Linked DNA regions of Mus musculus: region 2 is linked to region 1. Evidence: chromatin contacts called from ENCODE POLR2A ChIA-PET data. All regions are on one chromosome and are shown on one strand. The core of a region is the stretch at or near the end of the contact, and the rest is flanking DNA. Distances in the headings are between cores, read along the strand shown. Region 1 overlaps Zmynd8 (zinc finger, MYND-type containing 8). Region 2 holds the start of Ncoa3 (nuclear receptor coactivator 3).

The links. ChIA-PET counts read pairs that join two places held with the same protein, here RNA polymerase II (POLR2A).
Region 2: POLR2A ChIA-PET joins it to region 1 with 15 read pairs in Patski. The contact joins the promoter of Ncoa3 here to the enhancer-like site in region 1. POLR2A ChIA-PET finds 5 or more read pairs at or near these places in 4 of 5 experiments (Patski and embryonic stem cell).

What each region holds. Positions count from the first base shown.
Region 1 is chr2:165,851,978-165,857,527 of GRCm38, reverse strand. Zmynd8 (zinc finger, MYND-type containing 8) reads left to right here. Exons shown (of 23, transcript NM_001363020.1): 3 at 5,380-5,528. Among named protein-coding and RNA genes, the nearest start is that of Gm11465, 27 kb to the left of the region's middle. Within about 2 kb of position 3,232, at least 1 of the 3 ENCODE cell types and tissues checked has a DNase peak (open chromatin) inside an H3K27ac peak, as active enhancers do.
Region 2 is chr2:165,990,141-165,995,690 of GRCm38, reverse strand. Ncoa3 (nuclear receptor coactivator 3) reads right to left here and starts at 3,054. Exons shown (of 23, transcript NM_008679.3): 1 at 2,933-3,054. It overlaps LOC115489489, which reads left to right and starts at 1,910. Exons shown (of 2, transcript XM_030252296.1): 1 at 1,910-3,351. The coding sequence starts at 1,997. The coding sequence ends at 3,088.

The sequences.
Region 1 (5,550 bases), core at 1,983-4,482:
TGGCCGCGGGTGGTCCCCCTTTTGAAGTAGGCAGCATTGTGGCTGGTAGTTTCTGGGAGTTCTGCCTATGTGGGCACTTGCTGTGCCCCAGCTGCTTTAGACCCAGAGGCCTCTGCGGTATCCAGGATCTCTCCAGCGTGTGCAGAGTGATTGGAGTCACGTACAGGATCCATTTTGCTTTCCACTTGATGGAGGCCGACATTTTTCATTACTTTGAACTCGTGGGATTGATTTAGGACGCTCTTTGGAAGAAAGCTAGCTCCTTTTAGACTGGGTAGTGAAGGGAGAGGAGGAGGGACAAGAGGAGGAGGGAGAAGAGGAAGAAGGGGGAGGTCTTGTTTCTTAAAAAAGACATTGGGGCTCTAGAGCTGACACATCAGATAAGAGTGGGTGCTAGAAATTGAACCTGGGTCCTCTGCAAGAGCAAAAGGCGCTTAACCACTGAGCCATCTCCTCGGCTCCTTTTCCAAAAACAACGACAAGACAACAAAACACCAAAGGACTTTTTTTCAGAAAGTTGTTTATTGGCATGGGGCCAGCCATGTGTTGTCAACCTCTGTCCCACTGGTCTTTGCTCCTGGGTGCCAGTGGGCTTACTATCTGCATCATTATGGAAATTTGACACCCACAAAAACACACAAAGCACCCAGTTTTTAAGCCGCAGTCCCTTTCCCCCTGGGAAACCCAGCTCCCTGTGAAGTGTGTCGCTGTATAGACCCTGGGGCATTGGGGGTGCCCTGACTCAGGCTCAGGGTGTGGATGTGAGCGTGGGTGGTGCCTGGCACATCGTGGTTTCTTAGGCTTAGTTGGAGATGGGAAGGACAGTTGTAGGGTAGGGTTCAGGAGTCTCTAGTCTCATAAGTTAGGATCTGACACAGCCTGATAAGGTGAGGAGGTGTGTGGCATTCCCAGAGACCACCTTTGAGATAGCATCATATTGGAGGCTCAGTTTGGGCGGTCCGTGCTCGCATCCCTCCGCCTGCAGTTGGAAAGCAAATGGGTGTATGCTAGAGGCACGGACTCCAATCTGGTGCAAAGGCCTTGTCCCGCAGTACTTAGGAATGTCTGCTTTGGAACCACTCTACTTTCTGGGTTCGTATCCTGGCCCTAATTCTTGGTTATAGCTGTATCGTGTTGGAAATACATTTGAAGTAGTTTGAACAGGTCTTTGCTTATAGCTGCGTTATCTGAAGTGAACTGTCCCTTAAGTCAAAGGACACGCAGGAAGTGCTGAGCCTGATCATTTCTGATGGTTCCTAAGACACAGGCTCTGGAAGGATTACATCACACTCTTAGCTCTTAATACCCAGGAGGCCTCTTACTAACTTCAGGGAAATGTCACCAAGAGGAGAAGCTTCTGTTGCCTGCCCCAGTCCAGGCTGTGTTCCTGAGTCACTGTGCCATCTCCTCCACAAAGCAGGCCTGCTCCCTCACCCAAGTTAACACAGTCAGAGTCAGACTCATTTTGAGGGGGTGGATTGGAGGCAGGAAGTTGGTGAAGGGCCAGCAAATGGTGTCCTGCTAGTCCAGAGAAGGTGGAAGAGGAAAAAAAAAAGTACTTCTTGGATGCAAGGTGAACCATTCATTCCTCTGTGAGACAGCTGGTGGTGGCTGTTTGTCATCATCCCACATTTATACATGAGACGCGCTTAGCAATGTACCCTCCTCAGAATCAGATCATTAGAGAAGTAAAAGTCTGACTCAGCTTTCTGGAAGCGGTCCTTATGGTGATTTCATTACCATGACGACAGCTGGGTTTCTTCCCATCAGTGTACAGTACAGTCACCGGATGTTGGGTTCCTGATGGATCAGGGAGGTGTTTAAGCCACAGGGCCATAGGGCTCCCAGTGGGACAGGGAGGCGTTTAGGCAGTAGGGCTGACCTGCCCTTTAGTATTCTGAAAACGATAATTCCAGCCGCAGCTCCTAAGATGCTACCGGTGTTTAGCTTGGATACAGCAGTTAGACTTCCATAAGCTCTGGGGGCAGTCCTTGTGCTCGTAGCGGCAGATAGAGTTGAGGTGATCTGAGACAAGTTCTATGTAGCCCCCTGATGCTTTGTGCTATGTAGACCAAGGTAGTCTGGAACTCACAGAGGAAAGATTCAGACTGTCAAGGTCTAGGCTTGGCTCTGAGGCTGTACCGCTCTGGTCCACAGTGCCCCATCCCCTTCCTGATGGGCTGGTCCTTCGTGTCACCGTCCTTAGGGGTCTTACATAATGGAATTGAGTTTGAGAACCGAAGTACTTCCAAAGCCAGCTAAGAAATCTTGAGACAACCTAGAAACAGACCCTTGTCTCCCATGGGGGAATCTTCTCTAAACCTAACCACTAGCCTGGAGTTTGTAAGTACAGCAAATATTTGCCTGGTCAGTTCCTGGTTTGGACTGGCCAGAGTATTGTTTCTTTTGAGACGTGCTCATGTGAACCCCAGGCCACCTGCAGTTTGTTTGTTTGTTTTGGTTTTTTTCGAGACAGGGTTTCTCTGTATAGCCCTGGCTGTCCTGGAACTCACTTTGTAGACCAGGCTGGCCTTGAACTCAGAAATCCGCCTGTCTCTGCCTCCCAAGTGCTGGGATTAAAGGCGTGTGCCACCACCACCCTGCCAGGTCACCTGCAGTAAGTACTTAGGCTCTGACATGGGCAGAGTTGATGGGTTGTATTAGCTGCACGGAGAACAAACCCCCAGCTCCTTCCAGAGGCCTTGCGGCCCACAGCAGCCCAGCCCCCACTTTATCTGCCTGTGACATCACTCAGGGGCCCCGCCCTCCTTTACTCGTTATTGCCTTTTGCCTGCACCTGCTGCCTTTCATGCGCAATTGAGCCTTCTAAATCCCTTTCATTTCCCTTACTTTGATAAAGTCACACTGTCTGTAGTACACCAGGGTATATGCTGATATATAATCCCTTCTGCAGGCCCGCCTCCTGAGACGCCCACCTGCTCCCCCAGGAACCTGGCTGGACTTTGGGGTCCCCCCTGGAGTATTCCAGGTGTTTATATGCAGGATCGCATCCTTTTGGGGATGGGGCGTGTCGCCTCCTGGAGGCGCTAGACGTGTTGTTTTGTAACTGGACCCAGGCTGGAGATTGCCATACAGGAGTCCCTGGAGAGATACTGTCCCTCTTGGTGCTGGGGGATGGGACCGGGAGCCTTGTGCCTGCTGGGCAAGTGCTCTGCCACCAAATGGCACCCTCTGTATTACCTCATCACTCTTTCAGTGCGGGAGGGGTGGAGAGTGTGTGGCACTCTGTTAACTAGCCTGACCTGGAACTCACAGCAATCCATCTGCCTCAGCCTCCGAAGTGCTGGGGTTACAAGTGCCCGTGAATACAGATGTCTTTCTTACCCATGATTTGTGTGTTTGTGTGTGTGTATGTGTATGTGTGTGTGTGTGTGTGTGTGTGTGTGTGTGTGTGTGTGAGAGAGAGAGAGAGAGAGAGAGAGAGAGAGAGAGAGAGAGAGAGAGCGCCTGGATGTCAGTTATCTCCCCCTTGTTTGCCATGCATACAGCAGTCTACCTGGCCCATAAGCTTCCGGAGAGTCTCTTGTCCACCTCACATCTCGCTAAAGGAGTGCAGGGATTACAGATTCAGGCAACCATGGCTAACTTTACACGATGTCTGGGCTCGGGTCCTTTCGCTTGCACAGAAGCACATAACGGATCTATCCTTGAACTAACCACTACGTTCTTCATCTTGAGACAGGGTTTCACCGGCCCGGAATTCACTCTGTCAACCAAGCTGTTCGCAAAGTCATGGAGGTTTCTCTGTCTCTGTCTCTGTCTCCTGGCTATGTTCAGCCTTCTTCTTGATTTTTAAAATGTGTACAAGGGTTTTGCCTGTGTGTGTGTAGGTGCACCATGTGCGTGCAGAGGCTGGAAGGTGGCATTGGGTGCCCTGGAACTGGTGTTACAGATGGTTGTGAGCCACCATGTGATTGCTGTGAATTGAACCCAGGTCCCCTGGAAGAGCAGCCAGGGCTCTCAACCGCTGAGCCATCTCTGCAGTTTGCACTTAGCGTTCTTAGTGGCCAGAGAATGTTTTGTTGTATGGCTGCCACGCATTAAGCCACTCCTGTTTGTGGTCACTGAAGTTTGTGTCTAGTCATGGTGGTAAAGTGTCAAGTTGAAGCAGAGAGCACCTGCTGATACCCTCTAGGCTCCTGGTATCCTTTTCTGCTTCTCTCACTTCAGTTTCTCAGGGTGTGAGGTGCACCAGGGCATACCTTTGTCCCTAAGTTAATGAGCCCACCATCGGGCATGAACGAATTGTGGGTCTTACAGGTGAACAGGTGGATTGGTAGTGGAGTGGCAAGAGTATAAAACCAAGGGCAAATTGACCGGGGTGGGTGGGGCTTTTTAAGGAGAGAGTCAGTGCGAGTTCTTTGTTTGATGCCTTTAGACAAGGGTCTCAGACAGGGAGTGGGTGTGGCATGAGAACTTTCCTGGGGGAGGGGCTTGCCCTACTCTTAGCCAACTGAATGGGGCGCACTGCCTCCTTGAAGTGTCTCGGGGGTGTCTTGATTTTGCTGTTGGGCAGGGTGTGGAGATGTGTTTCTTGGGTGTCAGAGCAACACCCCTGCTTGTGTGACCACTTCTAGTAACTTGATGTGTTATTTTTTTTTGTTGCTGTGACCAAATCCATGACAAGAACCTAAGGAAGGTAAGGTTTATTTTGGCTTTCATCTTGAGGGGATGCAGGCTGCCATCTTAGGAGGTGGTGGTCGGCGGTGCTATCCGTGGCAGCGGGAGTGGGCAGTCGGGCTCCTCATGACCACAGCTCTTGCACAGGAGGTAGAAACAGAACAGGAAGCATGGCTTGGGCCTGGCTCAAAAATGTCACAGTCCACCCCTAGTGACCCGTTTCCTCCAGAGAGGCTCCTTCTCCTCAATACCACAGCTCCCACGACAGCGTCACCAGCTGGTGGCTGCAAGTTGAAGTATATGAGCCTCTGTGTGTGTGTGTGTTTCTCACATTCAAATCGTGGTCATGGCCTTGTCGCCAAGGTCGTGGAAAGGGCTGTTTTGTTTTAAAAAGTTGGTGACAGCTTCCCATGTAAAGATAGGTGATTGCCCCACAGATGTGCCAAGTCAGTCGGGGCCTGTGGGCCTTGGGTTGTTTTTATTTTTGTTTGTTTTAAAAGGGAAGGCAAAAATCTAGGTGGTTTGAGGGTTCTCTTGTTGTGTCCTTGGCACCTAGATAAGAAGAAAGACTCAGTGTCCCGAAGGAAGAGACAGGTAGATTCTAGGAAGAGAAAGTACAGACCTGTCACTCAGGGTTTGGGAACAGAGCCACAGTGACTGTGTCACCTGCACACCCTCACCAAATGACCCAGGCCTCCTTGAGAGCATTTCAAACATGGTCCTCTGTGTCTCTTTCAGATCCTGTCTCTACAGAGAAAACGGCCCCGAAACGGAGGTTCCCCAGCCCTCCACATTCCTCCAATGGCCATTCGCCCCAAGACTCATCCACGAGCCCCATTAAAAAGAAAAAGAAACCCGGCTTACTCAACAGTAGCAATAAGGAACAGGTAAAGGAGCCGCTGTGAGCGG
Region 2 (5,550 bases), core at 1,805-4,304, 140 kb before region 1:
CCAAAGACGGGATGGAGAGATGGTGGCGTAGTGGTTTAAAGCACTTGCTACACTTTCAGAGGACCAGGGTTCGAATATCAGCATGTACATGGCAGCTCACTATTTGTAACTGAATTCCAAGGAATCTAACATTCTCTCCTGGCCTCCACAGACACAAGGCACAGGCAAGATGCGGTGTACCAACCAACATACACACAGGCAAAACACACATACATGTAAATTTGGGGAACTGGCTATATAGTTCAGTGGTTAGGAGCACTGGCTGTGCCTACAGAGCACCTCGGTTTGATTCCCAACACCCTCATGATGGCTTTTGTTTGTTTTGCTTTTATTTTTTTTGAAACAGGGTTTCTCTGTATAGCACTGGCTATCATTCTGTAGACCAGGCCGGCTTCAGAGATACATCTATTTCTGCCACCAGAATCCTGAGATTAAAGGCATACAACATTATGTATGCCCTACTCACAAAGCATCCTTAAATTCAGTTCCAGGGATCTGACAGAAGGGATTCTCTTCTGACCTTTTAAGCAATAAGGATGCACATGATGCTCAGACATACATATAGACAAAATACTCACACACATAAAAATAAAATAATCTTTAAAAAAGACAATCTTGATTATATGCTGAAGTTTGTGTTTTGAAGTCCTCTTTAAAGGGTGTTTTCTGATGAAAATGTCCTCCGTAACTGCTTACAATTAGAGCTGCCCCTTTTGCCTACAATCCCCAGCTATAAAATGTACTTCCTTCTATATGCTGAAAGCTAGCATGTGCCTTTTTGTTTTTTAATGCTGATTGGACAATTAAGTCTTTTCTATCAACATATAAAATACTCTATAATTTGGGATCACAGGCAGTTTAGATTACTGCTCATTTAAATTCAGAACCTGAAGCTACCTCCAGCAACACAGGAGCTACAGTGGTCGGTATCACTTTACATGTTACAAACAGAGGCTTCATCTTACAATGAAGCCTCAGGGTTCTACATCCCACAGACTATTATTTCTTTAAGGGTTTTAATACAGCAAACAGCAGTAGCACTAAATTCAACAGCCTAACAACTATTGAGATTTTTTAAATTCATGTCAATCAGTGCACTAGGTGGATGCCTGATGTCCACAGAGGCCAGAAGAGGGCGACCGATCCCCTGGAACTGGAGCCATAGATGGTTGCTGGATGCTGCGGGTCAATACCAGGTCCTCTAGTAGAGCAGTAACCAATGTTCTTAAAGCTCTGAGCCATCTCTCCAGCTCCTGCAAGTTTAAAATAGCAAAAAAAGAAAACACTACCCCTCCCCAGCCCCCGTTCCTGCTCTCAGTATATACCAGCTGGGGTTTGTTTCTAATGAAAATACTTTAGTCTTTAGTTCCAAAGCCAAACTTACTGCAAGAAATGCTAACAGTCATTGCCACAGACAGGGTTTCTAGTGGAAGAGATTCCTTTTTCAGTATTTTCAGACCTTTTCAGTTGGGTATCCGATGTGGAAAAAACCTATTCTGAATACTTGATAACCATTTAAGGTTTTAAAAGAACAAACGGCTCACAAACTCAGAGGTTTGCACTGCCCTGTTAGTCCACAGCCGTATCTGCTGAAGATCTGAATGCATGCACCCTTAGCTCCAGCAACTCATTTCTGCAACAACCTGCAGGAACAAATGCTGAGGCTTTGGCGCAGCAGAGATCTGTCAACCAAGCCGAGGGTCCCCGACATTTAAATCTCAGTCCAGAAACCCTGATACAGGACCTCTCATCTTATTCGTCCACCTAGCCCTTCAGCAGACAGGGGACTGACTCGCCTTCCTGGTTTTTAACCTCACAAGCTTAATTACAAAAACAAGTTGGCTTTGAAGCGCTACTCAGAAACTGCAACCAAAAAAAAAAAAAAAGGAAGTCTTCGCATTTGGGAGGGGGAAAAAGTTTCTCGACTTAAAGACACTTTCCAACCTTCCAGTGTCATACAGTGTGGAGTCCTAGGCTCCTGCTCCGCGGGCCTACGATGCTCTGGCCTCTCCGAGCTGCTCTCCTGCTTAACTTTTCCACCCTAGCCACCCTCAAGCTGCCTAGGGAAGTAGCACTGCCTCCCACTTCATTTAAACTACTGCAAACAGAATCAATGAACGAACCTAGACTGGGAATTTCAGAAGATGAAAGCGACCTCGATGATAGCCGACACAAGACGGCAGAGCCCCTATCCACGCCGCACAGAGAGGGAGAGACCCCACACTCATCCCATACAGACGGCCGACCCTGCATCCACGCTACACACACCTCGGACTCCTCATCCGCCAAGCATCCACCCTGGAGACATCGCGGACCCCGCATCCACCCGGTCCTCGCCCCGCACAGACCGCAGACCTTGCACTCACCCCTCGCACCTCCACTCACCCGGCACACACCAGCACACACCTCGCACACCGCACTCAGCTCCCTCGCCCAGCATCCACCCTGCAGACCCCCACACGCAGCCTGCATCCACCCCACACACCTGGCGGACTCCGGGGCCACCCAACACACCTGGCACAACCCGCAGACCCCCACATCCATGCCACACACCCCGCACACGCCACAGACCCCACTCTCACCCCGCACACACCCCGCGGGCACCGCACACTCCGTGTCCGCCGCGCCCGCTCGCAGCGGAGCCGCAGCTTCGGCCGGAGGAGCCGCCCGTGTCCGCTCCGCCGGGCGGCGCCGGCGGGAAGAGGAGACTCGGCTGAGCTTCTCCGACCCGAGATTCGGCGGGGGGAGCCCCAGCGGCAAGCAGAGGCCGCGGCCGCGAACTCCTCGCGACCCTGCACGGGCCCCGGAGCCCAGCGCCGCCCGCGCGATCCCTGTCGCCTGCGCCGCGCGTTACTGGCGACCCCAGGACCCCCGCCTCAGGCCATGCCGCCGGCCTCGCCCGCCGCTCGCCACTGCCTTTCTCTCCACTCACCGCTCGCCGCCATCTTCCCCAACGCTGTTCTCGATCGGAAACTCACAGCTCAGCCCCGGCCGCCGACACCGACTCCGCCGAGGCCGCCGCCGGCGCTCTGAGGAGCTGAGGCAGCCGCCGCTGAAGCCGCGGCGCGGGGGCCGCCGGGATTTGTAGTCCCGCGGCCACGCCCAGCACTACGGGTCCCAGGGGGCCGTGCGCGAGGCAGGGGGCGTGGCCGCGAGGCCTGGGTTCCCCTCAGCTCACCCAGCCGCTGGAGGTGAAGAGGACGTTCTGGGTTCGTTTTCCCGTTTGCCTGTCTCCATCCTGGAATTCCTGACTTCAATGGAGTGTTCATTGTGCGCCAAGCACCGTCCCACAAGACCAGTAGCTGAGGGGGCGTTGTCCTTACTTTTCAGAGGAGCAAACTGAGGCCCGAGGTCAGGAGCCCTGCTAAGTCACTGACTTGAAAAGGTTTCGGGCCTTGCGGTGATGGCACACGCCTTTAATCCCAGCACTCAGGAGGCAGAGGCAGGCGGATTTCTGAGTTCGAGGCCAGCCTGATCTACAAAGTGAGTTCCAGGACAGCCAGGGCTATACAGAAACCCTGTCTCGAAGGAAAAAAAAAGGTTTTGGCTCACAAGGTGTTGGTCCTCAGGTTTGGTCTCTGCGTATTGTGATTTAAACCAGAGAACAGCTTGCTTTACAGTGGGAATTACTGAGAGACAGCACCTTAACCAAGAACATCTTAAACTCGGTGCCACCAAAGGTGACTCAAACTGTCACGCCATGTCCCCGATAGGATGCAGTGCAGAAAGCAGAAAACTACCAAGTTAAGTGACCTGAATCTAACGGAATAGGAAAATAAATAAATAAATAATTTTTTAAAAAATTAAAGCGCAGAATGTGCAGCATTCTACAGAACCAGCCTCTCCTCCAAGAAAACCGATGGTAGCAAGTGAAGGCAATCCCAGTGACCCCATGGCTCCGGGGCAGAAACAGAAGAAACAAAAACTCAAAGTCCTCCTTCAAAGCAGGGATTTAAAGCCAAGTTGGGGATGGGGGTGAGGGGAGTCTGACCAAAATAAATAAGGCCAAAGTTAAATTCAATAAATGTAGGCCAGGCTAGACTCCAGTTTAGAAACCTGGCTGCCTCTGCCTCCCTAGTGCTGGATTAAAGGCATGCACTAGCAACCCCGGTTTATGGATAGTTCTTAGGTAAAAAGAACTTGTAAAGGAATTTGGAGTTAATGGGAAAAAATAGAGGACGTCTTGGGACACAACTGTATAAAATGTCTTCAGTGTGAATAAGACTAACCCTATCCTGAGGTTCTGCTGTCACCTCAAGGATTTCCCACCTGCACTACTTTACTGTTCTGCAAGTGTCCACTGTTTACCCTTGGAGTTATTCCCACAGCAGCCAAGTCCCAAACCTGGTGTGGTGGTGCACACCCTTAATCCCTGTACTCAGAAGGCAGAGGCAAGTGGATCTCTGAGTTCCAGGCCATCCAGGGCTACATAGAGAAATCTAATCTTAAAACTAAAAATAGTAATAATAATTCTAAATGTAACAAAAGTACATTAAAATAAATAATTACTGATTCAAGCACAGTACTGTACTAAAATTTTATCCATATTCAGACATATACATAATCTTTATATATGTATATGTTGAGAGCATAACAGATATGAACAGTAAAAAAATAATTCAATTGTTTCAGTAAAAGATCCAAAAAGAAGGCAGACATGCCGCTGCTTTGGGTGGGGTAAGCAGGTGACCCTGCAACAGCATCTGGCCGGTGCTAGAGCCAAAATTTAAAGTAGCTGATTGACTTGCTCAGGTAGATAATCAGCGAAGATGCTGCCTTCATCCTTCATCCTTCCCTGTTTGCCCAGACCACTCCTCCATGAAGGGATTGACTTGTGTCCCTTCTTCGAATTAGGCTTGGTTCTAAGACTGTTGCCCCAAGGAAACACAAGTCACAGGCCTAGAGCTTGAGAATGCTGCCAGCTCCTACTTCCTCCTTCCTGGCCCCAACTCTAGCTCTATGAGAATCCAGAGGGAAAGGAAGCACCAGTTGACAGAGGCTGAGGTCCCAGGCAAGACCCAACAGCAGCTGCCAGCCCTGCACACAGCCTTCTTGTACGTCCCTGTCCTTTGAGGGCCCCAGTGCTTACATCACCAACAAGATTAGCACCAGAGCTAGGCCTGGTAGGACACACCTGTAATCCTTCCATTTAGGAGGTAAAAGGACAAAGGTTATCCTCCACTATGTCTGAAATCCCAGGCCAGCCTACACATGGTATCCTGCAATCCCAGGACTCAGGAGGCTGAGGCAACAGGATTGTCAAGAGGACGGGGCCAGGCATGCAGGGCCACCCAATAAGAGCCTACTGGAAGGAAGAAAGATGGAGGGAGAAAGGGAGGAAGAGAGAAAAACTAGTTCAAATTCCAAAAAGGAATGTATTCTACTGGCCACATTCCATGTTGTAGATGTAAAGAACAGACCACCAGGGTGACTTTTAAAAACCTAAGGAATACAACTTGTCGATCACTTGACTGAGATGAAATATAAAACCATCACAGAAGGCCAGCACATGGGTCAGCAGATATAGTCCCTTGCCATCAGGCCTGAAGA